3 separate regions of the Mus musculus genome follow, and all the other regions are linked to region 1. A link is a loop called in an ENCODE intact Hi-C map of the cell type or tissue named here. Cell type or tissue: heart. All regions are shown on one strand. Each heading gives the region's core, and the rest is flanking DNA. Links, peaks and the distances in the headings are about the cores only. Region 1 overlaps Rps6kc1 (ribosomal protein S6 kinase polypeptide 1). Region 2 overlaps Smyd2 (SET and MYND domain containing 2). Region 3 holds the start of Prox1 (prospero homeobox 1).

What was found. Hi-C counts contacts between places; a loop is a spot of excess contacts. Peaks named below come from ENCODE experiments on the same cell type or tissue, not always from the same donor. Only the 100,000 strongest peaks of a DNase experiment are listed, where the experiment ranks them.
Region 2: it touches region 1 in a loop (14-fold over the local background); 10 of 42 quality-filtered maps call a loop at or near these places.
Region 3: a loop joins it to region 1, with 2.8 times the contacts of the local background. A loop is called at or near these places in 4 of 42 quality-filtered maps.

The regions. Positions count from the first base shown.
Region 1 is chr1:190,793,164-190,802,958 of GRCm38, forward strand. It overlaps Rps6kc1 (ribosomal protein S6 kinase polypeptide 1), which reads right to left. Exons shown (of 15, transcript NM_178775.4): 11 at 5,850-7,418; 12 at 5,489-5,578. Among named protein-coding and RNA genes, the nearest start is that of Gm51740, 22 kb to the right of the region's middle. In heart, for the core only: a CTCF peak has its summit at 4,214 (motif pointing left); no DNase peak of the experiment used is centred there; H3K27ac peaks cover 914 bases.
Region 2 is chr1:189,881,803-189,891,597 of GRCm38, forward strand. Smyd2 (SET and MYND domain containing 2) reads right to left here. Exons shown (of 12, transcript NM_026796.2): 6 at 9,598-9,665; 7 at 7,013-7,115; 8 at 4,719-4,829; 9 at 3,497-3,617; 10 at 2,022-2,196; 11 at 307-415. Among named protein-coding and RNA genes, the nearest start is that of Smyd2, 36 kb to the right of the region's middle. In heart, for the core only: CTCF peaks have their summits at 1,310 (motif pointing left), 2,172 (motif pointing right) and 5,902 (motif pointing right); DNase peaks (open chromatin) are centred at 1,339, 1,929, 2,129 and 5,959; H3K27ac peaks cover 4,485 bases.
Region 3 is chr1:190,166,694-190,176,488 of GRCm38, forward strand. Prox1 (prospero homeobox 1) reads right to left here and starts at 4,134. Exons shown (of 5, transcript NM_008937.3): 1 at 3,575-4,134. Prox1os (prospero homeobox 1, opposite strand) reads left to right here and starts at 3,603. Exons shown (of 2, transcript NR_151620.1): 1 at 3,603-3,735. In heart, for the core only: no CTCF peak of the experiment used is centred there; DNase peaks (open chromatin) are centred at 2,298, 2,708, 4,048 and 8,208; H3K4me3 peaks cover 7,301 bases; H3K27ac peaks cover 7,100 bases.

The sequences.
Region 1 (9,795 bases), core at 884-8,883:
AGAGCATGCATAAGATCAGAAAGGAAGGGGTTTGGTGAAATTAACCTCCCTTTAATGGTCCAACGTCTAGGTATTAAAGTCCGCAAGGGTCTGAATGCCAAAGGGCTTGTCCCCAGCTTGGCACTACAGGAAGCCAAGGAATGTTTAAGAGCTGGGGCCTTGGGGCTGGAGAGATGGCTCAGCAGTTAAGGGCACTGACTGCTCTTTCAAAGGTCCTGAGTTCGATTCCCAGAAACCACATGGTGGCTCACAACCATCTGTAATGAGATCCGATGCCCTCTTCTGCTGTGTCTGAAGACAGCTACAGTGTACTCATATAAATAAATCTTTAAAAAAAAAAAAAGAGCTGGGGCCTGGTGAAAGGTCTTTAGGTCATTGGGGACATGTACGTATTGAGGAGGATCTTAGGACCCAGGTATGAAGAGAATTCCTGGCCCCACCCACTCCTGAGTGCTATACAGCAACTGCTCCAACTGAGCCTGAACTAGAACCTCCAAAGCTAAGAGCCAAAGTAAGCCTGCTGCCTGTTAGTTCCAGCAGTTCCTGAGGCTGACGCTGCCCTTTCGCTGAATGCCAGGCCGTGAGGAAGACTACGGAGAGTGAAGCTGTGCTTCGCCTCTCCTTCGTGAGCTACTGGACTACTGACCATCCTTGCACGTGCTTTACTTCTAGGAGCTGACGAGTTTCTTCTCTTACGGGGCCCGGACATATACAGCTCTAAGATACTAAATGGCAGGAGCTAAGTTATTCAGTGCCCACCATCTCACTCTCTGTTCCCACTCTGTGGCCAGTACGAGAAATGTGACCTCAAAACATTCAGCTTGGTTAAGGTGTCAGGCCAAGTTAGGGTACGTGTGAGGCTCCCAGGTCCTTCTGACCCCAGGGCAGGAGACCCTCAAGCCCTTCCACATCCATTCTTCCCTCTCCTGGGTGGCAGACAGGCTTCCCTGCCTGACAGGAAAGACTTCTGAAGACTTGACACCCTTTTCGCTTCGGCAGGTAGTGGAGTGCAAGTGTGAAACCCCGGCTCTTTTCTGGAAACTGGACAGTTTACTCCCCTTGAAAGAAACAGATTGGCTTTGCAGCAAAAACTGGAGGCAAAAGATGAAAGACACTTGCTGATCAGTCCAGAAAAAAACGCCTATGTACCAGGGACCTACTGATCATTTTGCTCAAGGGCAAATTCTAGCAAGTCACAAATGCAACCCTTCTCAAATTAGCTTTAAACTCAGCCGTGCCTTCCATTACTTTCTCCAGAAGAGGAAAAGCCTGCCCTAAGACCACAGTCCCATTTCCTGACTATGTCCTCATAATTTCTAAATACACAGCTTTATTTATTTTGTTCCTGTTTGCTGAAATCACTCTACAACTCTTAAATGCTCATATTTAAATAAACCTCGCTTCTTTCATCCTTATTATTCCTGTTGGGAATTTTTGGTGTATTCTAAAGTGTCTTGCTTCCTCCTCTAAATGAATTTTTTCAATAAATCCCTCATGCCCATACTTTATAGTTTTTATAAAAACTCTACAAATGTATGAAAATATACTTTAAGAGTCTTCCAAGTAAAATAATTCCTTGAACTCAACTCTTCGGTGGAATTCTGTGCTTGATGAACTTCAGTTCTGACCAATTTTTGTATAAGAAATGTGTTGTATGATTGACATAGGTGATCTTATTTCTATTCAACAATCTACTTACTACTATGAAAAGGAGGCCTGAAAAATCTTAAATAATTTGTCCAAGATCAACACAAGCATCAACGCCATGTCTGGGACAAACCATAAGGGCCTAGCAATTCTCAATGACATCGAAATCTCTAAATTAAGAAGTGTCTGATGGTCTCAACACATATTAATCCACCCCTGGGTTGAATCCTAGCTCTAATATAAAGCACTGAAGTACACTACTGAGTACCACACTTACTAAGAAAGAAACGGAGGGGAAGGGTGTGATGGAGAAGGGCAGGAGAGACTACTCCCCCAAAATATATTCATGAATTATGCGTGACTAGTCGGTCTGGGGACTCTCTGGGGAGCACAGGACGGAGGCATTGAGTGTCCTGCTCTACCCTGAATTCTGCAGACTGAATGCTGTTTCACTTTTCACTGTCAGCTGTGAGCTGTTTTCAAGTGTGAAATCGCCTAACAGAGGAAGCAAAGCTGTCATTTGACATCTGGGAGCGTGGAGATGCGGCTGCAGAGGAAAGTGTGTCGGTCCTCTTCAATTCATGCACACTCACCTATAAAACTCCAGGCTGATAACTAGTCAGTGAGAAAGACCAATGTAAATTTCAAGTTTTTAAAATTAAGGGTTCATAATGGGGTTGAAAGTCACAGTGTCAGAGACACAGGAAACAGGCGTGTGGGTGAGGGCATTAGCTTGATAACCAAGCTGGATCCGATTCTGTTCGCCTGAGCTAGCCTGTACACTGAATTTTCAATCAGTCTTTGTATGTCACATGGTTAAGAGTATAAGTTTTATTTCTAGCTGCCTTTGATGGTAAAAGATACTGCTATGAAAACATTAACTACAGTCCCTGACATTGTATTTTATTTTTCTATAACACTAAAAATGTTGTAGCAAAATTTATTCTATGCTACTAAGTGGAGAAATATTTCAAATCCTTGGGTCAAAAACTTGGTGAAGCTCTGGTTTCTATAGCATTGGAAATAAAATTCAAATTACCACGAGCATGTGCTCAAGAGAAAAGTGAGCGGCACCCTGGCTTCTGATCACTACCTGTCCTAGTGCATCCAGGAGCTCCTGAGGGTGTGCCCGAGAGAGGACAGTGCTGCAGACCTACTCAGTGCTGCATACCCTCTGCCTACCTGGCCCACTGCGGCCCTGCTTTCCTCTTTCTCCCCGCCATTCTGTTTGTATGCAGTATGAAAGGAAGCCGTTTGCCATGAGTGAGGTTTATTTAATAAAAACCTTGCTAGATAATCCAAAGATACGAAACGAACCCGAAAAGTCCAACTTTGAGAAGAGGGCTAAGTCTGCTCTGTAAATTCGTATTCTCAAGATCCTCTTGATAGAGCCGCAGCTGTAGCCATTTAAGGGCCGGCTTTTTCACAGGCACAGACAGACAGAGCTCCATGGGTTTTGTCTTTGTATCGCTGGATCTCTTTGCTTTAACATAAAAGGCGATTTTTTTTTTCAAGTTCTTAGTTTTTTTTGCAGGAACTTGTGAGCCTTCGTAGACATGGCTGGAGGTCTGTGGCTTTAAATCCAAGATCACAAAGTTGGCAGAAGCAATTCTTAAACAACAGAAGGTGATCATTTGCATTTCAAAATTTATCTATCTTGCTTTTCCCCTCAATTAGACCCAAACATGTTGATTCCCAGGTTTCTGTGAGTGTTTTCTGGTCTAAACTTATTTATAGAACAGAATAATAGCCCCCCTGCTAGTCTGGCGTTTGCTCAAGTTTCTGTCCATGTAAATCGAATCTGTTACTGGAAATTTTTCTCAAAATATCAAGGCACATCATCCACAAGATAAAAGGATGCGGTGATAGTATAAAGTACAGGCAGGTGGGTGATGGTTTTTGAACAAACAGCTGATAAGGATCCCGGGAGGGAGGAGGGCAGGGGCAGGCCACACTGGATAAACAGAGGGCAGAGCTCCCCTCAGCACCCTCTGGACTTTCCTTTCTAACCAGGCAGCAGAGCTTTGGCTTTAGTGACTATCTCAGCGGGACTCAGGTCAGAGTTAGGGGGAGGGCCGAATGTGGGAGAGAGAAATTGCTGCCAGGGACTCTCTTTACCTTCTGCTGTGGTCACTGTGCACTGGAATGCTGGCCCATTGCCACTGCTCTCGGCCACTGACAAGGGAGACTACCTACTCACAGGAGAGCCTTTTGGTTTTTAGGGATGTGCTGCAGCTTGAGGCTCCAACCCCTCTAGGATTCCGAGGTGCAGGCTCTGCCTCTATAGGTTTGAGGTCCTGTTAACAAGAAGGAGGCATCTACTTTTCTGGGTTTCTCCTTGTCGCTAAAGTTGATCTGCCCAAGGGTTGGAGGAACAACCCCCGTGGCTCATGCACAGAGCAGTTAAGCAGCTGGAAGGTGCAATTCTTTCATACAAACAATCACAACAAAGCCTCTCTTTAGACTACAGTTTGGCTGGATTTTTTTTCCCCCAAACACTATGAAGGACAACCTGGAAGGGGACTGCAGAAATCGAAGAATCCATTAATGGTATACTGCCACCTGCTGGTCAAATGTGAGGAATGGCATTCCTGGAGCCTGGACTTGGAAACTGGTGAACATGGAAAACTGTTACTTGGAATTAATTGTTAACCTGGAACAGTACACTTGGAAACTGATAAACTCAGTGAGTGAAACTGAGGGTTTGTGTGGGATAGTTTTATTCCATCATGTCAAAAGGCTCATATGCTAAAGGAGAACCGGCCTGTGAGTGCTCAGATGGCAAACAGCCCCACAGCCACTGCTTCGGAGAGAAGCATGCACGCACGACACTCAGCTCTAATCTCCGTGGCACACTGGGCCCCACTTCAGGACAGAACACACTTTACTCACAGGCTCTCCTCCCAGGTCTAAGGTGGACTCTAAAACCTCCAAATTCACTGTAATTAGCAAATATAGCCATGCTAGCTGGAACCTAACATGTGAGTTCTTAACCACGTTAGAAAGTGGCACCAGTGAACACAAGAGCAAACAGTCTCACTACAACGTTTCCGTTATTCATTAACTACATAACAGCATCGGTTCACAAGTGCTTGTTTGGGGGAAAGTTGGGGAATTTGCATTGGGTTGAAAACCTGCCTTTCCTCAGCCCAGCAACTCTCACCAAGGTAAGGTTCCCTAAAAACAATAAAGCCTTTTATTCCTAATTATCATCGTTTCCTGTGGAGCCGAGCTAAGCAAGGTGAGCAGCACAGCAGTGAGCCAGCACCAACGAAAGCCCATGTGGGCACCCAGTGACCCAGTGGAGCCCACCCACTCCCTCGGCCTGAGACCCCTGGCAGCCAGTGGGCGAGGGATGAGTGAACTCTGCGCCTTTCTGAGACTTAGTGCTCAGAAAAACTGGGCAAGCTGTGGGGTAAACAGCACCCCATCTGCACTGACAAGAGGGCAACACAAACTCAACGGATATGCTTAACTATGGATGCCAACAGAGGCCTGGACGGCCACAGACATACATCTGTGATGTTAAAAACAAAAAGCAGACCCATATCTTAATAAAATTTCAAGTCCACCCATGTGGAGAGGCTCAGGGGACACAAGGCCTTCCTTAAGACACTTCAAAGAACACAATGAGTTTCCAGAGATATATAAATGCTTTTACCAAGAGCACACCCATACACACCATCTTAGATTCCATACAGTTCAATCCCCTACTTTTCTTCGTTAGGGCTGAAGGGGTGAGCAGACCCGACGAGTGTGTGAGCCACTAGTGAAAGGCACAACTGGCAGAGAGAAGCAAGAGCCACCTTTCAAGTGAAGCATTTGAGGAGAGTGCTCTAACCTGGGGCACAGTACATTCTCGCTACGGCATCGCTGTCGCAGGAATCTTCAACCTCACTCCACCTGCTAAAATACGTTAGCTGAATGTGTCCTAAAAACAAAACGACAGGAGAAATCAAAACATTTTTCTCTTCCATTTTCTGCAGAAGCGAACTGTAATTACTCCTTTTGTAGCTAAAAACAGTATCATTAAGAATAATGGCATCATTAAGTACTAGAAGCTATTACTGGGGGTGAATTTGCCGCACTGATAATGAAGCTCTAGACAGGAAATGAAGATACTAATTACAAGATAAAACGCCTACTCAGTTAATTGGAAGCAACAGCGAATAAAAAGAAATGCATTTGTGAAAGTTCCTGACCTCCATCATTCAATAAGATGTTGTTTGGGTTCAGATCTCGGCACACAATCCCCTCTCTGTGCAAGGCGTCAAGGGCTACCACCATTTCCGCTGCCCATCTCTGAATGCAGCCCTCTGGGATGAAGAACCTGGAGCTAGCTGCTAGTCGTTTATCCAGGTCCTCAAAGATCTGATGGATTTCCTTGTCTGCTTCCCCGGCTCCCACACCTCGCTCCTGGGCCTCCGAGTCTCTCTGGAACAGAGAGTTCGCTTCTTCTTTAGTCGGTTCTGTGAACAGCAACACCTCCTCCGACGTGGCAGTGTCGGCGTATGCACTGTGTTCTTTATTAGCACCTGAGCAGGGACTAGAAATGTGGAACAGGCTTTCTTGCAAGGCCTGTGCAGTGACCACTACCTCCACCTGCCCCAGCCTGTCAGACTCGGAACGCAAGCTGGAAAACAGAAACTGGTCTGGGGAGCTCCTGTGATCAACGGCAGCCTCGAATAGCACCCCGGGATCTGCCTGAGCATCGTGCTCTGGGATCACACCTCCGGGACAGAATTCAGTGGGATCGCTCAGTTCCTCTGGGCCTTCTGGTCCCAGACCATGGCACTGTTCAGAACTCAGCCTGAGGCACAACACATCCGGGGCTTCCAGCAGTTTACTATCCAGCCTGCCTGCACTGGCCTGTGAAAACTTAGGGTCCATTGCTGAAGCCTCTTTGGTTGGCTGCAGTTCCCCAGGTAAATTCACAAGAAGGTCAGGCCTTCCCTCCTCAGCCCCACTGATAGCCTCTGCAGCCGCCTCTTTAAATGAGATAACTGGGACGGAATCATCTGAGCCCCGGCTCACGGAGTCCTGAGCTTCACTCTCTCTCTTGCTCTCACCAGGATCAAGACTCTGAGAAGGGCTGTCTCCATCTTCAAGGGTAAAGAGGGCTTTCAAAGGCTCTGGTTTCAGACTGTGTAATTTCTCACCAAAATCCAGTCCCAGGAGCTCACTTGTGCTGTCTTTACTGTCTATTCTGAAGAATTCCATAGGGCTGTTTTTTGACCTACTGAGGGATTCAGATGTTGGAGGAGAAGAAACCGCCTCTAGATCCTCACCTCCAGAGAAGACCCTGAGGTGGGTGCTAGGGCTCACACTGCCAGTGGCGAGGGATGCTGGGGAACTAACCGCCTGGGTGTCAGCCTTGTCCCCTTCAGGCTGCATAACAGACTCCTCGCTCAGAGACACCAGGTCCATCTTTTCTTGCCCATACTCGTTGCACAGCGTCAGGTAGCCCGCTGTGCACTCATCCTCTGAACTGGAGCCCGAATCCAGCCACTTGGGAGAGCTGGGCTGGCCGTCGTCTTCCTGGTTGCTGTCGTCTTGAGAACTCGGGGTGAGACTGGTCTTCAGAGGCAGAGCCTTCAGCATGCTCCCCGTGTCGCTCCCTCTGGACTCGAAGCTGCTGCCGCCCTGGGGACTGGCACTTGGCTGCTGCAGGCACACTCGAGGAGGCATGGACGGTCTCCCTTCCTTAATGTCCAAGCTTTCCTGAGAGCTTCTGTTCAGAAATTTACTGATATACGACCAGAGTTTTCCACCTGTGAACAACAGTGACAAGAAATTAAGATGTCTCCCTTGGTAGTTACCTGAGCCACTAAAGGAAATGAAGCACTATGATAACTAGCCACAAAATAAGTCAATAAAAGTCATTAATATCAAAGACCCAGTATGTAGTACATGCAACAAAGTGTGATGGTCTTCTGTGGACTTCAGTAAGTGTCCAATGCAGTGTTGATTATTTTAAACATTATGACCTATTTCTTCCTGTTAAGGGCAATTCCTTGTAATCCCCACACCGCTAGATCTTTAAGTAAAACATTGCTTAGTCTTCTGCTTAAGTCATAACTAGTCCAGCAGAGATATGGTGCTGCTTAACGCTGTACACTGCAGTAGGAAGTACTGCACCAGTCCACTCTGAAAATGCCCAGTGCAGACCTGGGGACCAGTGGGCGACCTGGAAGCTGGTGCCTTCAACAATGTTGACAATGTTAACTTTTTCTCCCATCTTCTGCCTCTGGAACACGGCACATACTTAGTATGAACAAATATGACTACTGGGGAAGATTAACTGAGCAGCTATTAATAAGATGAGTCACCAAGGAAAGAACAGCCCATGTTCTGACACAGACCCAGAACCTACCTGTGCCATCAAATGAACATGAAATATCCCAGCACAGTGTCCACAATGCTGGCCACAACAGTGCTTCCGTTTACTATAGATTAGAGAGATGTTCTAACTAGAATCTACATATTTTTTAAAAAATCACAGAAACCATATGGGTTAGAAATTTAATTATTAAAAACCATATCAATGCCGGGGCCTAGCAAACACAGAAGTGGATGCTCACAGTCAGCTATTGAATGGATCACAGGGCCCCCAAAGGAGGAGCTAGAGAAAGCACCCAAGGAACTAAAGGGAACTGCAACCCTATAGGTGGAACAACAATATGAACTAACCAGTACCCCGGAGCTCTTGACTCTAGCTGCACATGTATCAAAAGATGGCCTAGTCGGCCATCACTGCAAAGAGAGGCCCATTGGACTTGCAAACTTTATATGCCCCAGTACAGGGGAACGCCAGGGCCAAAAAGGGGGAGTGGGTGGGTAGGGGAGTGGGGGAGTGAGTATGGGGGACTTTTGGGATAGCATTGGAAATGTAAATGAGGAAAATACCTAATTAAAAATAAATAAAGTAAGCCAGCAAAAAAAAAATATATATATATATATCAAATGCATTCTCCATGACAACAGAGACTGTTCCCAAAATTGGAAAATGAAAGATGTGTTAAGGGCAAGTGAGATGGCTCGACAGGTAAAGACGCTTACTGCTGAGTCTGATGACTTAAGTTCAATTCCAGAGACCCACATGAGCAGGAGAGAATCAACTTCTGCAGACTGTGCTCTGACCTCTGGGCACATGCTGTGATGTGCATGTCCACACACACACACACACACACACACACACACACACACACACACACACACGTCTCCCTACTTAGATGAGGAGGGTGAGTTTTCAGATCAGTTTTCATTTGCTACTGGGTGTTGTATACCAAGGCAGCTAGACTGAAATGTGTAACCATTAGCAGCCAGCCACAGGTATAAAGCCATCAAAGGCACCCAAGAAGCACCTGCTTCACAACTCACTCCAAGAAAGTCAGTATTCGGCTTATCCTGCTCTCAGCACCAGGAGCAGTAGGGTCAGTGTCAGTGTCAGAGCCTTGCACCTCTCCCTCTCCCTCTCTCTCGGCCCTTCATGTCTCCTTTTGCCCTCTTTAGAGTTATGTTCAGGGCTTCAGACTTCCCCCACAAATGTACTAACATTTAAGGATGCGCCACTGGCTTAGCTGAGATTGCCACAATCTTTTGACAACAGTAACCACTGTGTGAAGCTGTGAAGGTGAAGCCTGGATTTCACTGGAGATCCCAAAATGTTGGAGATGCCAGAGCTGTGGGGTATAGGCCAAGGAGAGCGCTAACAGGGATCGGAACCAGCCCAAGACAGAGAAGTATGCTGTAGTTAACAAAGCTGAAAGACCGTTCTGAAGAGCCCTTTGACTTCAGACATGGAGATGCAGAGTGTGGAATTTGCCCAGCTGGTTTTCAGTCTTGCTTTGGTCCAGTGTTTCCTCACAGTGCTCCCGTCCCTCCCTCTTGGAATGGTAATGTACAATCATGCCGTCGTATGTGAGAAGTATGTGTGTACAGCAATGCCGTTGTATGTGAGAAGTATGTTATCTGGGGTTTTGGGGTTTGTTTGTTTGTTTGTTTGTTTGTTTGTTTTGTTTTATTTTGTTTTTTATTTTGATTTTACAGGGAGCTACAGTTAAGAGATTGTCCTAAGTCCCAAAAGAGACTTTGGACTAACGATTTTGAGCTTCTGATAGTCTATGGGGACTTTTGAAGTAGGACTGA
Region 2 (9,795 bases), core at 1,124-9,123, 910 kb before region 1:
CCACGCAATCACACTGAGTGGCCCTCCAGATCCAACCCTTTGACTTTAGACTAGGTATTGGCCTCTCGGTCCTAGAGTAGAACTCTTCTCACAGCAATCCTAGCTCAGCCCTCTTGCTTCGTGCGCTCCTATCCAGAGGGCCTGGGCTAGACCAAGTGTAAGGCACCCCAGGATGACATGACCAGAGGGTAGTCCACAGCGAGTCACCCTCAGCTTCTGCAGCCACTGGCCTCCCAGGGCACAAGGGCACTTGAGAAGCAGACCTGACTAACTGCTTGGACGCCCGGCCTTAAGCCCCAAACGTACCTTCTTCAGGGCCTTCTCGCCGGCCGCTTTGTTTTCCAGACCCATGTACAGTCTTCCCAGCTTCAGCCACATGGAAGCCACGTTGAGGGAGTACACGGGGTAGTGCTTACTGGGAAGGGAGAGATGGCAGGTCACCAAGTCAGAGTCTGCCGGGCTCTCCCCAAAGCCCACCCGGTGCCGGGTAGAGTGTGAGGTGGGCTAGTGTGCACTATCAGAGGCACTGTGAATGCCCCGCCACCGTTTCCTTTTGGATGAGGCTGCATCAAAACTGATGGGGAAATCTTACCGTGAAGCACGCATCAACACAACTTCAGCCCTAACCCAGACTCGTCTGTTTCAGCTGTCCTCAGACCAAGGCGCCAGGGAAATGTCAGAGCAAATGTTGCTTCCACACAGACGGCAAAAAGGCCTCCTCCCTCCCACTAGGCAGACAGGACACACACGTCACACGCATGTGCACACTCACATATATCTGAGGAACCCAACTGTCTGCTAAACCCTGAGCCCTCTGATTTCTTGGTCTAACTGTCTGTCTGTCTTGCTCTCGCTCTCACTCTGCTCTGCTGCCTAGCAGAACTGTGCGTCCAGTTCAGGTTTTCTCTCTGGTTTAAACTGAGGTCTGCCTGATGGAGTCTGCTCAAGAGCGACCCATTTTCCTGGGAACAGAGCCCAGAGCCCAGGATACAGCTGTTGTGGGTGAGTGAGTGTGCAAATGTGGAAAATGTGCATCCTCCAGGCCAGTGTGCTCTATTCTGTCTATGTTGACACTCTGTCCCAAAGACTGAAGACAGAATTCCCAGGCAGGAGGAGGCGTGCTGCCTACAGGAAGCCTTGGGTCGTGTAGCGCCGACCACCGTCCCCACAAATCTGAGGCCTGGGATGCTGTCTGCCTGGGTCCCTCTCTGAGAGGAAGGTTTGAGGCAGGGGAAAGGTCAGAGGTCTCCAACTTGGTTCATTCCAGGAGCAAGTTTGAACACCTGGCGTCCTCTTTGGCTCCCCCTGCTGGCTCTCCAGAGCACAGTGGGTAAACAGATGGCAGAGATCAGGGGATGTGGGGGCCGACCTCACTGCAAGTTTCCAGTCCTCTTGGACTCACCATGATCACCAGACATGTTCTGGGGGAGGGGACTTCCAGCCTAATGCTCACACTGCTCCATAGCTCATCCCCCTAGTGTGCAGGCCTTGGGGAGCTCTGCAGTGAGGGGTCTCAGCCTCGGAGTGGCTGGCCACACACAATGACAGTGCTGTGCATTCCTACCTCCCACATTAACGTCTGGTGACCCGCTAGGATGGACCATTTCTCTGGCTCAGTCATTATTTCTACAAATGGGAATCTCATCTTGTTTTATTTGACTGAGCCAAACCGTGAGTCCTAGAGGCTGGTGAAATGCAGCTGGGATTGCAGTGTGCGGAGGCAGCAGGCAGTGTGTGGGAGGAGGTTGGGAAGGAGGCTGTGGTACGCCCCCGCCCTCTGCCTCCACTCACCAGGTCAAAAGTGTCACTTAACACAGAAGAGGCAGGTGGGCACAGATGTGAACGACTGACTGACTTTCTAACCCTGGCCTGAGGGGACTTCTGTGGGTAGCCTGTGACACTCTGCCTCAGGAGGGAGCTCCCTGGCAGGACAGAGGAGGCCAGCTCGGTGGGGAGAAGCCCGGACCTGCATGCAGATGTGCTCACCCCGAGCAAGCCACCCAGTTCCGCCCGGCGCTCACCTGTACGGCTTAATGATCTTCTGCCCGTATTTCAGGGCTCCCTCCCAGTCCTGCATGTACAGGCAGACGCCCATGGCCTGGTACATCATGTGCAGCATGTACACATTGCTGTCCTCAAACACGGAGCTCATCTTCTCCTGGCTAAGCTCGCAGATCTCCAGCAGCTCACTAGGGGGTGCTGAAGCGTCAAGGAAACAGGCAGCATCCCAGGTGGGGCGGGGCATCCCAGGCAGGGGCGGGGCATCCCAGGCAGGGGCGGGGCATCCCAGGCAGGGGCAGGCTGGGCCATCTCCTCCCCTCCACCCACCCTCCCCTCCCTCCTGGGTAAAGTATTGATGGGGAAAATGAAGTCAAGGGAATCGAAATTCCCTTGAAGAAACAAACTAGGGAAACACAAAGAGAGGCCTTCTTGGCCCTGCGGACGGACCAACGGCGAGGATGGAGTCCTTCATCTTCGCTAAATTCAAATCCTCATCCAGGCTGGGGGCCTGAGCAACCCAGTACCTCACGTGAGGAAGCTGTGCTGGCACAGAAACTTTTTCCAAGTGCAGAGAGCAACCCTAGCCCAGGCTCCCAAGAGGTTTCTTGCATTAGGAAGCAATGTGCCTCAAGGGCCTCAGGGTGCAGGCTGCCACTCTGGCTGTTCAGGAGGCCAAGGAGTTAGGAACTCAAGTTCAAAGCCTGCCTGGGTCGTGGAAGGTGTCCACTATCAGCCTGGACCATGCCTTGAAAACATGACATGTTTCAAAATAAAACCGGAAGGCTTCAGGCAACACCTGAGTTACTGCTCAGCCTATCATCCTCCTGCGTGTTCTCAACGAGCCACTGGGTAAAAAAGAAAAGAAAAGAGGGGTGGGGGGAGGGGTTGAGACACAGCTCAGCGGCGACGCACGTGCTGAGCATGTGCAAGGCCTTAGGTTCAATCCCTAATAATGAGAGAAGACAGAAAGAAAGATGGGGGTGGGGGAAGCAGGGCAAGGAAACAAAAGCTTCATCTTCTGCCCTCTGGGATGCAAATCCTAAGAACACAGTACGGTGGAAGAACACGGATTCTGCTGACCAAACCCTAGTCCTGCCACCACCAAGCGTCCCTGAGACGGGGCCGTGTATCTAAGGAACTCTTTCCTCGTGGGCTTGGTAGCAATGGCCACTAGTCAGTGTGCCGTGGATGGGGGGCTGAGGTGAGCAACGTTCTTAGCACGGTGCCTACCTGTACTAAAACATCAACAACATAGCTCCTCTGAAGGTAGCCTTCCCCCATGTGGCACTCCTGGCCACTTCAGTCTAGTGAGGACAGTCGCTCCTGGCAGAGCCAACACCCTGCTGTGGGCCATCTGTCTTCCCACGAGCACACAGGAGACCATCTTCCTTTCAAAACTTTACTCCTCCCCTCTCCTCTCTCTTCCCAGCGTCCCACCACACCCCGTCAGTGAGACACGGTGCTGTGCCCCTGGCAGGCCACACAGAAAGGTTATATTTGTAGTGTTTGGCCCTCCGGAACTCCTCGATGACATTGCGTGCGTATCTGACCATGTCTCGGATGGCTTCTGCCTGTGGCGGGCTGCTGAGCTTTCGGACTTCCACCTTGGCTTTGTCCTGAGGGGGAATCCACAGTGTGAGACGTCCCCCCCCGTGGGGTGGGGGAGCTGCTCAAATCATCCCTGTATCCCCACAGATGCAGGGGTTCTGGGTCTAGGGGGAACTCCACACTGTCCCCCTTTTTATAAAAACATAAGGTGAGTTTCTGACCAGTCTTCCCTAGGCAGGGTCCCAACTGTGTTTTCTGTGGGTCCATGTCTGTCAGTCAGGACAGACCAGTGAGCAGGGCTGGCCCTGAAAACCGACAGTGTGTGCCGTGTAGAACCTGGTGACAGGTTCAAAAAGCCTGAGCCCGACTCCCAGATGCCTTTCCCCTCCCATCTCTTTGGGAAGCACTTTATGAGCACATGTGTGTACATGTGCATGTGTGTGCCTGCCTGAGTGGAGGCCAGAGGTCAGCTTGCGGTGTCATTCCTCAGGTGCCATCTACCTTGGTTTTGCACACATGCATGAGTGTCAGGGGCATGCCTTGGCAAAACCAAGCAGGGCAGAGGAGGAGAACATGTGCGCTGTTCTCTCACTCACCTGTCACTGAACCTGAAGCTACACTGGTAACCAGTAAACCCCAGACCCCAACAATCTTCTCTCTACACCCACTACATACGCACGCACTCCAGCACTGTGGTTACAGGGACACAGAGTGACATGTGCCCTTTTATATGAGCACTGGAGAGATGCACCCCGCCCCAGCAATCTCCTCACCCCCACCTTGCTTTTTGAGACACACTATCTCAGTGGCCTGGACCCCATAAGCAGGCTCCTATGGCCTCCCCGAGCCCCTCCCTGCCACAGTGCTGGGACTGTGAGTTTACTTCGTCTTATCTGTCTTTTTGGCTGTGGAGACTGAACTCAGGCTCCTGCAGAGACAGCACTTTGCTGAGGCCATCTTCACAGCCCAGGTGACTTTCTGAGAAACGGGAACCCAGCAGGTCTCCCACTGGCACAGCAGGGCCTTGTCTATTTGGCTTCCCTCCGCCTGACTTTGTCACACCACACCGGTTAAAAGGATTGACATACCCGCTGTGTGGGGAGACAGGTCAGGGGAGGCTGGGGAGGGCTCGGAGCAGGGACCCTCTTCTGTCCCATCAGTGAACTGACCTTATCCTTGGTTGTACACTCCCGGCACTCACAGGTAAAGAAATAGGAGTCTCTTAGCCGGTCGTTCCTGTCTTCTGTTGGATATAGCAGGTCGATGTAGCTGGTGAACACCTGGGGGGTGAGAGCCAGAGGTCTGCAATAGGGAACGGCTTTGCCAACCTCTGAAGGATGAGAGAGGCAACAGGCCCAGCAGAGCCACCACTGAGGGTCAGTCACAATGACGGTCACATGGCTCACTCTGGCTGAGAGGCTGTGGAGCTCATCTCCTTGAGGTGACCAGAAGGTCTATATGCTAAGTCCCTACACTGGCAACTAAGAGCAAGAAGGACCCTTCACCTTTCCTCACCAAGGATCAGGCCAAGGCTGGGCATGCGCAGGGGAGAACAGGGCCTCAGACACCCTGATCTGCTCACCCTTCCTCCTGACATCACATGGTTGAGCAAGGGCTGGAGGGTGGGACAGCTCTGAGTGGCTCCGGGGCCGTGCGGCACACACGGCTTCCAGGATGCACAGCAGCAGCTGTGACCCTGCTGGCCATTGGACACAGAAGCAGTCACTCTGGGTCCCTTTGTTCTCTTGGCTTTGCCTTTTACAGAAAGGTCTGGAAGGAAGACCTGCAGCACCAGCCCTTCTGGGTATGCACAACATTTTGACAATGCAGTATGATGCCTTTATGTATATAGCTCATACTTGAGAAGCATACAATCGGGTTTTTTTTTAAAAAAAATTACAAAGACTTCATAATATTTTAAATGCATTTATGAGTTTGTGTTAGAGGGACTTCATAGCTCTCCTTGGACACATGTGGCAGTATCCATCATCTATTCATGGGGGCAGCGATGCCTGCATCCCACACAACCAGGCAGTGTCTGAAAGTCACCAGCGTGGCAGGATCCATGGGCCTGCCAGGCAGTCGGGGACATCAGTACAGGGCTAGGTGCTGTGGTAGTAAGTGACTCCTGACTCAAGAAGCAAGCCTGGGGCATATGTTGGCTCCATCTAATGCCAGGAACCTAGAGGGCAAATAACCCAGGAAGTACCGACTTCCCCAAACTGAAGTTACGTGAACAATCGTGAGCAATCCGTGTCAGCCAAGAAAGAGAAGCACCAGCCAACCCTTCCCTGCAGCACAGGGATCCTTCGACAGGTACACAGTGCAACCAACAAGAGCCTCCAGAAGATGGCGACAAAGGCCACCCCAGCTGCACCACTCAAGGCTCAAACAGCCTGTCCAGGTCATTAGCCTCTCTGGGTAGTCTACCAGCCCTGCCATTTCAGTCTCAGTTTAAAAGAGGCCTCAAGGTCATCTCCACAGACCCGGTCAGGACCCTCAACATCCTGGCTCCACACTGGATCCCCACCTCATGCTGGATTTAGAGATGGGATGGAAGGAGGCTTGAATGTCAGCTGTGAACTGCTAAAAAACCTTCCAGAGAAATCAAAGCTTGCGTCACATAGCACTGGGAATTCTACTTAAAGTTTTAAGTATTCAGACACGTCCTTCAAAACAGCATTGCAGGTTCAAAACTTAACCCAGAAAGCATAGCCACACACAGCAACAGACAGAGAAGTGGTTCAGGGAACAGGTGGTAAAGAATGTGGCTCTCTCTACCTCCCCTACATCAGGGAAGGAAGCTGATGGAGCCTCCTGCCTGACAGTGCCTCTGCTTCCTCATCTGGGCAGGGAATGGGAAGACAGGCCTCGTGGACTGTGCCTCTTTAGCTCCTGCCAGGCTGTTTGTTACAGTGCGGTGGTGGTTGACACTGACTGGCCGTGACACCGACTGTCAGCTGGACAGGCCTGTATCACAGAGCGAGACCATTCCCAGACTTGCTGCTTCTGTTGGGCATTTTATCACCACAACGAAAACAGTAACGAAGCAGGCAGCAATGTTTCAGAGCTTTGTGGGGTGTTATGGGACAGGAAGGAACTCACTAGCCGATTGTCTGATAACAGGGATACCCAGAGTGTAAAAGCTGAGATGAGAACTTCACTGCAGGAGGCTAGAGAGAGAGCGCCGAAGTTAAGAGCATTTGTTCTTGCAGAGGTCCCCAGTTTAATTCCCAGCACCCACCTGGTGCTGTAACCCCAGAGGTGTGCATATACACGCATGCAAAGTAAAACAATGAATTTGAAAAAAAAAGAATTTAATTCAAATGTATTTCTTGCTTCTATCTGGCCAAAGGAAATGACAAGCACCCATGTATCTGGCAAGGAACATCAAGCCAGGTCCCAAATCTGGGAGGTAACCCAGGAAGGGTCCCAAAACCAGACAGTTTAGCTGTACTCTCACCTCGTCTCCTGGGTGGATCTCCTGTACAGCTCTGACTTCTGCCAGGGTCCCTTTGTAGGTCACAATGACATTCGGGCAGCAGCTGTGATTCATCAATGCAACACTGCCAATCAAAAGTGAAAACTCAAGTTGCCTGAATGCCGTGGGCTGGCTGTTGAAGTGACTTACTGCTTACCCGTTTGATGAGTAAGAGGAGCTGAGCCTGTGTAAGACGGTTAAACGTCTACAGACAGCCAGCTCAGACTGTCCGGCGAGCATGTTCACCGAGCATTTAGAATAATACCTAGCCTTTTCGTTTTGTTTTGTTTTTTTAAGACAGGGTCACCAGTAGCCCTGACTGGTCTAAGAATTCACTATAGATTCACTCCAAAACCTTGAAGGCTTGATCCTCCAATGTGTCACCACACCCAATTTATGCGGTTCTGGGGCCCAGACCCAGGGGTCTATACATGGTAGGTGAGCGTTTTACCCTAGCGAGCCACATCCTCAGCTCCAATGGCTGGCATGGCACTCTTTTCACTATACTCAAATGCGAAATCTGATCTCTAGCTATAAACGAATAACAACTATCCGAAGTATTCCGTCTGGACAGACAGACTCACAGACAATGCTCCCACGTACACACAGATGCAAGACAAAGGGGCTGTCCTTTTGTCTAAGTGGATCATTTCTCAAACGTTCCCTTCAGATGTTGAGAAATGGCATCTGCTTGGGGGAGGATGGGCTGTGATCCTCCCACCCCCTAGGGCCCCAGAGGCCCCTCAACCTCCAAATCTGGGAAATTGGGACATGGCCGCTCCTGCTGCTGTCTGCTTTTTAGGGACAGTGACAGGAGAGACTCGCCTAGGTGAGATGCTTTGAGCTTTCTGATTATTTCAAGGTCAAAGTTCTGAGAACAGAAATTTCTCAACTACAGGGGAAAGTGCTTGATCTCACAGATGCTGCCTTTGAAATCACGCATTGATGTGGTTCCAGTCCCAAAGGATTTTTCCCCAATTAAAAATGCCCAGAAACCTGGGCTTATGCTCTCGTGGGCACGCCTGTCCGTGTCACCACTGGGAGGACTGGCACTGCCTGGCCCATGAGAGACTAGAACCCTTCTCTTACTTACCCCAGGATTCAAAACAAAAAACAAAACAACAACAACAACAAAAAAACCCAAATGGGTCTCAGGACCACTGAAGGTTTCTGCCCCATTGTGGTGTGTCTCGGAGAGAAGCGACCGTCCTCTATCCTGCCTGCTAGAGAGCTGAGCAGAGCGGGCGATGAGCTTCACACCTGGCACGAACGGGTAGCCGGCTCCTGTTCTTATTCTTGTGGGGGGACGTCTCTACCTGATACTACAGCCTACTTAGGTTCCCACAGGGACGCTTAGGGCATCAGGTGCCGGGATGTCTGCTCGGCAAAGCTCCCAAAGGCGCAGGTTAAAAGCAACGAATAACAGGTTTCTAGAACCTTCTTGGAAAAGTGCTAGGCTGTCTCTCTAAACAGAGGTGGTGGGGATGGCAGTAAAACAAACAGGCAGGCAGCTCAGGATCCACAGTTGTCATTTTTGGCTGCCATGGGACATGGTGAGGTCTCTAATTCAGACATCCTCAGACATTCATAAACAGCCCACAGTGCAGAATTCAATGGCTGCCTGGGCTGTCTTCGCAGAGCCCATGCCTGTCCTTTTCTCTGTTCTCTTCCCAAAAGTCTATGAGAATCTCTGCCAAGAGACCTCACCTTGGCCTAAGGGCCAACACCGCTACCTTTTCTCTCTCTGGAGAAAGCTGCCCAAGCCAAGATCTGCTCACTCAGGTCCCCTTCTCCTGACTTCCCTGATGCCTGCAGCCCAGCAGCAGACACAAACACCCAGCACTAGCACATGGAATGGCACGTGAGGAGCAGCAGGCATCCCCAGGGGTCTTCAACAGAACCCCAAACACTCCCACCCTCTGCATCGTGGAATGACGGTGTGGATCTGTTCAGGGTGCACAAAGGTTTCCCTGGCTGCTCCTGTGAAATAGGGACCAACTGTTCTGGAATTCCCACATGATCTAGCTGGTCTTTCAGGAATTACCCAGATATTCCAGAAATCAGGAGGGGGAAATGGCCGATAATGCTTTGAAAACTTTCTCTAGTTTACTATCTCCACCTAGCCTCCCTCTAAACGATGCCACTCTCCACTGGTATTTTCCAAAACAGGTAGATGGGCAGGAGTTCATACATTCTCTACCTAAACCACGGTTAGTCCTTGCATGTGCAATTAATGTCTCGCTTTGAGCGTAAGAAACAAGATCGCCAGACCCACAGCCCAGCAGAGAGCACACTTCCCAGCAAGCCACAGGCTTCTCCACACCGATACTTCTTCACAACAGCTCTGGGGCTGGCGGGATGTCTCCGCCACCGCTCTGCTAACTGCCACCTCCGGATCCTTAAGTGTAGGGGAAATATTTTGAAATCTGACAGATTAAAAAGCTGTCTTAATTCACTTGGAGTTTCATGTCTGCCACACACAGTCAGGTGGGTTATGTAAAAAAAAAAAAATCAAATTAGTGTTAAATAAGTACAAAGGGGAAGAAATGAAGTCAGACTCAACCTACTCAGGGAATATCGCCGATCCCAAATGGGAGAGCTCTTCATCTTCAATAGTGAAGCCATTACAGTTCACCTGCAGCGAAACGGGGGGGTGGGGGTGGGTGGGTAGGGTGGCGAGGGGAGGAGGGAGAGAGAAACTTCCAGTCACAGATCCCCCTCCCCCAATCATCAAAGGCAGGCATGCAGGTGTTCCTGTGGCCAAG
Region 3 (9,795 bases), core at 370-8,369, 630 kb before region 1:
TTTTAACTTGAAAAATGAACAGAGAATATTTTTTGAGATCTGCCCAACATATTGATTTCCACTCATTTCAAAGTTGTAATTCATCAAATTGGGCAAATAAAAGAGTGTGAGAAATAATCTTAAAAAAACACACTCACACTTTTTTTCTTTTGGCAGGAAGACCAAAATGATCAGAATTGTCTTTTGAAGCTTGGGGTGAACTAGGCAATCATACTGAAGAAATTCTTTGTATGTATTTATACAAACACTGCATTTTAAATATATAACAACACATCACCATGCGTACTGTTTTCATAGTATAACATTGACAACATTTGATAATTTCCTTTAAAATTCTAAGTAGCAAAACTTATATTGATAGCACTGATAGTATGTAGCCTAAACCATACTTGAAATGATACAAGCGATCTGTGGAGAGAGATGTTAAGAGTTGAGTAAATAAGAAGGGTCTGGTAACTTACAAAGTGAGTCAGTTTTAGGCTTGGAGGTTGCACAACCTGCTTGCAAAGGAACCAAGCTAGCCATGAACACATGGAAAACAATGATACATGCTGCATATGCAAGGTTTTGTCCTCACAAGGTAATGACTAAAATGAGTAGATTTCTCCAGAACAGGCACATAAAATATCAGTAAGTGCCAAGCATGGCTAATGCCTATTAAAAATAAGGTATATGAAGATAGTCATAGGTAACATTTTAATTATTAAAATCTTCAAAAGCATACAAAGAAAGTTATAGAAGGGGGTGACTAATGTTTAAGTTAAAAGACTAAGTGACATGTATCTTTCATTTTCATGGAAACAAAGACAAATAACCCCAAATAACAAAACTAACCAACAGGAATGTTTATCATCTGGCCTATTCCCATACAACTCAAACAGGAGACACGGCCTCAGAAGGTTAAGTTTTAAGAACCTAGACAGACTTACATAGAAATCCCAACATCTCTCCTGCACAAAAGCAGACTTTCTTCTTTCTCACTGCAAGCAGCCTGTTTCATTCTGAAAACACTCAGAAGTTCTTGCAAGAAACTCTTCATAGAACTGGCTGCCCAGATCTTCCATCAAATAGCAAAAGCCCAGCTCCCTCTCACAGACTTAGATTCTCCCTCTCCATCAAAGTCCTATCTAGGACACCTGGCACATGTCTGATACAATGGCAGGCACGGTTCACTTTATGAGAGTATTTAACACAGGGTTTGAAAGAGTTTAGGCACACACTTATTCTTTTGGGGCAGGGAGAGAAAAAAAACACTACAAAGACAAGCTTTAATAGCCTTCACAGTTGTGAACTGGCTTTGGTATTTTAGGCAGTTACAAACTACTCATTGCTGTGCAACACACACACACACACACACACACACACACACACACACACACACACACACACACACACACACACGAGATTCCCCCCAACCCCCCTTCTAAGCACCGACTTGCCAGAGAGGCATAAACTGGAGGGAAGCAAAGAGAAAGTCAACTCCTTCCACCTGCTGCCCTGAAGTGGGGGTTGGGGGTGGGGTTGCTTTTGGCAGGCTGGCAGACAGAAGCCTGAGATATGACCTCAGCAGTCACCTGCCAACATCCTTAAGACAAATACACAAATACAAACTACCCCCCCCCAAAAAAAACCCTCTCACGGCAGGGGCTCAGACACAACAGCCAAGAGCCTGATTCCCATTAGCCTGACAATCCCGTTAAGGAGAACCACCATAAATTCACAAACCCCTTCGTCCCAGAAGCCTGGAGTCTGGAGCTGTACAGAAAGACAGACCCCAGGAAACTTGCACCTGTCTTTCTTGACACAACACACCTGTCCAGCCCTGTCCATGTGCGTTCTGTTAACAGACTTTTGCCTGACTGGTTTAGGAGAGGAAATGATTTTTTTTTTTTTTTTTTAACAGAGGGGCATGGGAAGGGGGTGGTAAAAAAGCAGGCAGAACTCGGAAAGGGAGAACAAGAGGGAGACTCTGAGAGAGGAGGCCACCCTGGGCTTGTTCTGTTTTCATTAGCTTAAGGAGACAACACAGATCTTCTAGGAAAAATAGAAGCAAGCAGGTGCGGTTCCAGCCTTCCCCGAGGCAGAGAAGGGCTCTGGGCTGCCAAGAACAGCGTTTCGCGCTCCAACCAGCAACCTTGGGCTACTTAAGACTGTCTCTCAGCCCCTCCTTCGGCTTCTGCTCTGAGCCGCCAGGAAGACTCAACTTCCCAAGAAGCTAGGCAGGGGTGGGAGAGTCTGAGTGTGGCTCGCTGCTCTCCCCCGGCCCCCATCGCTCTCTGCATAGGCGCTCAGTTTAGCAGGACTAACCGGCTGGCGCAGCAAAGGCAACGACAACTTGCTCAGCTGGACTTTGGGTGAGGTCTACCGCCCCCCTCCCCGTCTCTTCCCCTTGTCTGTTCAGGCAAGATAGCAGCTCTCCCCCTTCCTCCCGCCCTCCTCGTCCTTCTTCTCAGCAACAATCACTCTCACCTCTCCACTCTGCTGGGCTCTTCTCCTCCCTCCCCAGTCCTAGGAACTGGGGCAGCAGAGTAGCGGCACTCAGCGAGGCCAGGGCGCAGCTGCCCACCACCCAAGCGTGCCAGTAATGGCTGGGAGCTTCTTCTCGTCTATGGGCGGCCCAAGCACAACCCGACCCCGGGCCGGCCCTCTTCGGTGCGGCGTCCAGGTCGCCCCACTAGCGACCCCTGAGGCTCTCGGGCAAACTCCCCCTACTCAGTGCTTCCCAGCGCGGCGCAAGCAGACTGGGTGGACTGGCACCGCGCTCGCTCCTCCGTACCGGACCGTCCCCCAACTCGTCTCTCCTCTGTTGCAGAGCTGGGTGCAAGCTCCCGGCGCTGAGCACACAGAGGAAAGTCACCGGGCGCCCCCTCCTCCCCGCCCTCTTCCCCACGGCCGGCCCTCTGCCCCGGGTTAAAAAAGGAGAAGTGAAAGGTATGCAAACAGCAAGCAAATAGGGAAAGCCGGGAAGAAAGGCAGCTAGAATAAACAAGACAAAGGGAGAAGGACTCGGGGACAGGCCCTGGAGTTTCAACTCCCGGAGAAGAAAAAGAAGAAGCTGGGAAGATTGCAAGAAAAAAAAAATCTAGAAGAACAACAACCAAAAGGGACTCATCCCCCTCGCGGCCCCCTCCCCTGAAAAGAGTGCAAGAAAAATAAAGAAATAAAAATAATACAAAATAAAAGAAAGCCAGAGCCTCAGCGCATCCCAGACACAGTACACAAAAGGTGACAAGATCAGCGACAAGTCCAGCAACACCAGCCTCCCCCCATCGCCACCATCATCCCAGTCACCGGCAGGCGCGAGAAAGAAATAAAAGCCAAGCAGGTCACTTACTCTTCGTTTACTGGGAGGAGCGGAGCTCGGAGTTCCACTGAGCCTCCTGCTTAGAAAACTGTTTTTAGAGGCTATTTGATCACGATTCATGTAAATAACACCATTTTCCCCCTTGGAAAAAGAATGTTTACACGGGTGTGAGTAACGGGAGGCTCTTCTCTCTCTTTCCCATTCAAGAACGAGCCAGTGCGAGCGATTCTGGAAAAGGGGAGGGGACAGCAACCGGGTGAAGATACTTACGCGGTGCGGGCAGCAGCGGGGCGCAGCCACTCTCTCTCTTTCTCTCTCTCTTTCTTTTCACTCTCTCTCTCTCTCCCCCTCTCTTCTTCTCTTGCGGGCAGAGAAGAAACCCACGCGCGCACGCGGTGATGTCTTACTGGTGATAATTGGCCCAGGGGTCGGTGAGTCTGTGCGGGAGCGAGTGATCTGGGCGAGTGCTGAGAGGCGAGGGGAGAAAGGAGGGAGGGGAGGGGAGAGGCGCGCAGGGCAGAGCCGGGAGCCCGGGGAAAGAAGGGGAGAGAGAGCGGAGAAGGCGGCGAGGGCTGGAGCGCGGAGCGGTGGCCCGAGGAGCAGCGGGCACGGCGGAGAGGCTTGTGTGCGCCGCGCGGCTTCCCCGGCTGCAGTGGCCGTCGCTTTCCCAGCGCTCTCTCAGCTGAGGGCTCCGCTCCACAACAAGATTTACTTTAAGACACAGCTGAAGGAAACAGGAAGACTGCACGTCACAGTCCCACTGACGTACCCGGTCCCAGCACCCAATCGCGAGGCGCCTTCGGATTCAAGGGGGGATAGCGAGGCAAGAGAACTTGTGAGGAAAAAAATATACATATATATAAAAGGGGTGGGGGTGAGGGGCTGGGGAGAGAGGAGGAGAGGGGGGCCCAGCGCTCCCCCGCCCGGGCCACCAGCCCCGGCCCCCACCCCGCCCTGCCACTGCTTGGGGCGCCTGGATCGCCGCGCCCCGGCCGCCGCGAGCCATCTGCGGGCGTTGTGCACCGCGGCGCCCGGCTCACACTTGCTCTTCCAGGACGCAGGTCTTTTTTTTTTTTTTTTTTTTTTTTCCATTTCACTGACACAGATGATGGAGTTCTCCCAGCGGCCGGGAGCACTCCCCAGACTGGGATGGAGGAAGGCTCGGAAAAGTATACAGGATAAAAAAAAGTGGATATTTTAAGGGTCGGGGTGGCATAAAGGGCGGAATGTTGTGGGGGGGGGGCACAACTCGTTCTGCTTTGGAAATGATCATAGATAGTATCAATAGGACCAGTCACCCTAGTTTCCTTTTAAAGAGGATGAGCAAACACAGGTAGGCTTAGGTTTTAAAAAATAAATAAGTGCCAGAGATTTCACACTGGGGCCGCTAAGTCTGATATTAAAAACCTCTACCCGCACTGGCTGAGTCCCAGTCAATCAGACCTCAGAATTTATAGGAATTCGCCCCCGATTACCTTTAAAAGTATTATTTCAATTGTAGGCATAGTGACCACATATGCTATAAACATCGTTTCTGGCCACCCTTCTCCAGTTCGCACATCCCTACATGGCCAAAGAAACTAGTTCGATATAGGATTCACATGATTTCGAAGTCTGAATGACAAACTTAAAAGTTTATTGGGCAAGACATCTCAGACTCTAATACTTAAAGCCACATAAAACACACGTTGGTTTGACATCTTGGGTGAAAATTAGCAGCAAGGTTTCTTCAGATAACGTGGCTCTTAAAGAGGGCCTTGGCTTTCCTTGACAAATGCTGAAGAGCCTCCAGCCTCAGCTTGAATGGTCCTCTCCCTGGGCACAGTTAACAGCAGCGCTTACTAAAGAGGCAGTGTGGACATAAACACTCCATAAACCCCGAGCCTCAAGAGCTGAGAAGCACTTTAAATGTTCATACCTAGGAGATTAGAGACTTTTACAAAAGGTGCTGTGGGGACAAGAATTTTTTCTGAGTCCCTCCAATTCAATCAGATCAAAGGTTGAAACGTGTTGTGACAGGGTATTTATAAGATGCGAGTACACCAGCAGACCCGCCGCCATCGTCTGCCGCGCACACTCTAGGACCTTCTCCGATTTATCAGAATGGGAGAGGATATTAATCCCCTGTGAGTCGAACAACGGTGTCAGTGTGTATGTCTGAAGTGTGTGCCCTGTGGGAAACTTTTGGCAGGCACGGAATTCAAATATTGAAAAGGACAGGGGGGGGGAGGGAGAGAGAGAGAGAGAGAGAGAGAGAGAGAGAGAGAGAGAGAGAGAGAGAGAGAGGTAGGTGGGTGTGCAGGAAAAAAAGCTCACCTAAGCACACCTATCCGTCTTCCCACCTCCTTGACTGCCTGAAGACTTTCCCGAGCTCAAGTCGGGAAACAGCATTGCCCAGCGCTTGCTCAGTACACTACCCGCACCTCCAATGATGGACTCCTGTCGTAAATCGGGGCCAGGGAGTGAAATTACCCACTCACGTGCCCGTTAGATGGGGGTGAAATATGGGTTGGACACCTTTGAGGTAAACGGATGTACTGAAAAGGGTGGAATTTGGGATTCGAGAATTTTTTCGACCCTTTATTTTTTCTCTTGAAGAATCTGTTTGCGCTTGTAAGTTAGCGTCAGTTCGACGGCTAAAAGGGAGGATACAGAGGAAGGAAGAAAGGAGGTTGGAGGGGGAGAAAAGAGGCAAGGGTGGACGGAGAGATTCCACTCTGTTGTAGTTTGTTGTAGTTGCACTTAGCGTTCGGACGCACGCTTTGCACATGACACGATTGGGATCTGGCGGCGGGAAAAGTTTCCTGCGTGCCCTCAAATAAGTCATTTATCAATCTCGCAGAGGGACAAAATAGGCCTGACATAAAGCTGGGGTAACCACCAGACAGACAAGCAAACTCCCCACCGACAGCCTGCGCCTCTGAGGCTCAGCTGCAGCAGTTCGCAGCCCGCAGTAGGGCACAGGAGCTGCGCGTGGAAAGCCGAGCGCTGGCCATGCTGGGCGTGTGAGCTGGGGTGGCGACCTGGGGTTCTGAAAGGTTTAGCCGAGCCCTGTCTTGCCCCCTAACTGTCCAGGCCACGCGTGAGCCAAGCTCCCGGCGTGCTGTCTGGCCAGGGCTTAAGCGGAGCTCCCCTGGGTTCCAAGCCGCACTAGAGCAGTCGCGGTCGTGAGGCCCAGGGCCCCTATCTCTGCCGACTCGCGGTTTGTTTTCTGATAGAGAAAAAGCTATCAGTCAGCCTGGAGACCAGAGGTGTCCTAAATACCGGCTACATCTGCGAAGTCAGGGGCCAAGCTCCTTGCAAACCATTCTTTTGCCCATCCTGGCCAGCACCATCCTAGACACTTAAAGTGAGCACAAGTTCTGATTCGTCTTGGGATGAGCCGCGCTCTTGCAGGTTGTACTAGTGGCTTATCTGAAGAGTGATTAAAGTGTTGTTAGCGAAAAGCAGTTGTGCATCCGGGCTGAACACACTTTGCCTTGACTTTTTCCTCCTGTTTCTTCTTAAAAACCCTTAGGGGCCAGGAAGGGAAAGCATTGCTTTATAGGTCATCTGAAACCTTACAAACAGCAGGCACCAGTGCCTAAAAGATGTTGGGGGCGGGGGGGGGGGGGGTCAAGCGGATCCAATGAAGAGGCAAACCGAGAGCGGGATGCTGGAGAGCCTTGGAGGCCTCCTGCCTGCCCACCCACCCACCACCACCCACCTGAGGAGGGGACGAGAGGGAGGTCGCTGTAGCAGCGGGAGCAGACCAGCCTGCTGCACGTCGCCTAGAGGCGGGCTGACGGCTGGCCTCTTCCTCTCCTCCCCTGTTCCCAGCATGACGCCTAACCCAACCTGGATTTGTTCTGAGTGGCGGGGGAGAAAGTGAAATGCCACCAGATCAGTGGCAAGTAGCAGCTGTGGCAGCTCTCTCTTGGGGACGCCACTGCACAGAAGCCTCGAGTGATGTTTGTTTAACCAACAGCTTTCAAAGTAAACACCAGCGAGTCCCTCCAAAGAAGTTGGGAGCCATGAGGACTGTCAGAAAAACTGATTTAAAATAATAATAATAATAATAATAATAATAATAATAATAATAATGATAAAGCTTTCTCCCCACCAGAACAAAAAGAGCACCCACCCACACACATTTTACCATAAAATGGCACAGGATCGCCACACTCGTAAACATTCATAGGAAAGACTTAACACGCAACAAGGTGACCTCAAAGAAAAACACAACCCCACGGGAATGAAGGGTTACTGGTGACCGAGGGAGTGTGTGTCATAGGACAGCTTGATGCGGGGAAGTGGACAGAAACGAACAAAGGGCCAGGGGAGGGTATTCCCTGCCCTAGAAGAATAAGGAGTAGGCTGGAAGCTATTCTCCGCCAGCCCTGGCTTTGCCTCAGGCACCGAACTTTCCAATATCAAGATATTAACAGATGGTGCGGAGCGCAGGGAGGGCTCTTACTTACATAACCCAGCCACTGCACCGGGCTGCGATGCGAGAGGCACTCGCCAGGCCTTCGGTGGGGCTGCTCAGACTCCCTGAGATTGCTTGTTCATCTGCAACCCCTCCCAGGCTTTGAGGGCCAGGGTGCAGAGAGTCTGTGATTTCGGTTTTGTTTCTTTCTTTCTTTCTTTTTAAACACACACACACACACACACACACACACACACACACACACACACACACACACACACAGAGTTATCTTATCTTCTTCAGTCCACAACAGGGAAACTGGAAGAGCGCTTTGGTCAGAGATAAGCGGTGGGACTCCTGCGGAGACAAACAGGGTGCTCTTCCCCGTACTTGGAGGTGTCACAGAGTGGAATGTTCCCTCTCTCACACACACACCAACACACTCGCCGCCACCACCAGTGGGTGTGATCAGCCAGTCTTGCTGTCAGCGAAGTACAAAAGGCAGGCTCCGGCCGCAGGGGCGCGGGAGTGGGGTGGGTGAGAGTGCTCGTGTCAGCAGACTCCACGGCACGCGGGGCACAGTGGGCAAAATCACGCCAAGCCTCTGGGCACCGCCACTCTTTCCAGCCTGGCAGGGTTGTAATGCTCTACGAGAGTGGCCGCGTGGCCTTCTGTTGTCTTCATGCCCAAGGCCACCTCTCTCCGAGTCGGAGCCCCCTCGGTGCTGGCTTTCCAAAGCCTGCGAGGAACACTCCCGCTGTACTGGAAAAACTATGGGAAGGGCTGGAAGGCGGGGAGTGTGTTCGGCGGGCGCCAGGCGCGAGCGGGGCTCCCACGCGGTGCCCCCTGTCCTCACTCCTGCCTGGCCTTCTCCGTTGGTTCGCAGCATCCAGGCCGGGGGGGATAGATGCTGTGGCTTGTTCGCCGCCGAGCGTGCAGGGATCCGGGCCACCTGCCCGCTGCCTGGCCTGCCCCCACCCGTGTCCTGCGGCCCTCGCCTCCTTCCTTAGCAGCCATAAGCTGCCTTTCAGCTCGGTTCGCCCCGGTTCGGCGCACACCGGACCGAACAGGGCAGCCACCTGATCCCAGGCCGCGAGTGTCCCACGCGGCAGGGAGATGTGGGCCATCGCCAGGCCCGCGCTGTCCCCGCCATGTCCCCTCCCCCGCCTGTTGCTGCGGAGGTGGCGCGCCAAAGCTGGTGCAGACACTGGTGCTGAGATGGGGACACTTTGCAGGGACTAGCAAGAGGTTGGGCCATAGCAAGGGATGGCAGAGTGATCGCCCCCTTGCCTAGTGCTGTTTAAGGGTTTGGGGTGTTTTCCTGGCTCCTTTCCTTTGGTCTCTGAGTCCAGGGGGAGAATTCAGAGGTATTTCTACATTTTCTGGGTTTTGGTGATGGGAATTAAGTTACAGATCCAGTTTCAGTGTTGACTGAGAACCATCACAAGAGACAAACAGGCCCAGGCCTGAATACCACAGAAGGGAACCCAGCAAAGTTGCATTTTGTTTAAATTAAAGCACAATCAAGCTGAAAGCCAGATTTCTATAATTTTTTTTCTGGTAATATTTCTTTTATGAAGTATCTAAGTATCTGTTTGTCATCATTTTGAGATCAAAAGGCAAAGTCCATATGCTACATAGTTTCCCAAAATTTAAATATGTTTTAAATGTTTTATCCAACGTGGAGGAGCAGGCTGTTAGGCAGCCAGCATGGTGGCAGGGTTGGGAGATGGTGATGTGGGGCAGGCAGATCTGAGAACCTGCTATTCATCAAAATTACCCAAGATGCATTAAAACAACTCTGACCCCACCTGAGGGTAGAGATCCAAGAGAGGACTTAGGAATCTGAGGGTCACAGCAGGCCACTGGCTAGGAGTTGCCTACCCTCTGTGATCTTGTATTGTACCTGACTATGTCTCAGTTCTCTTTATCTGTAAAATGGGAACAATATCCCAAATCACAGACTTACATAGAAGCTTTGACACAGAGTAGTTTAAGATGCAATTGTTACTTGGCTGTATTAGAACAAGAGGTAGGCAGTGGTACCTGGATTCTTTACAAAAATACTCAGACCTGGACCTCC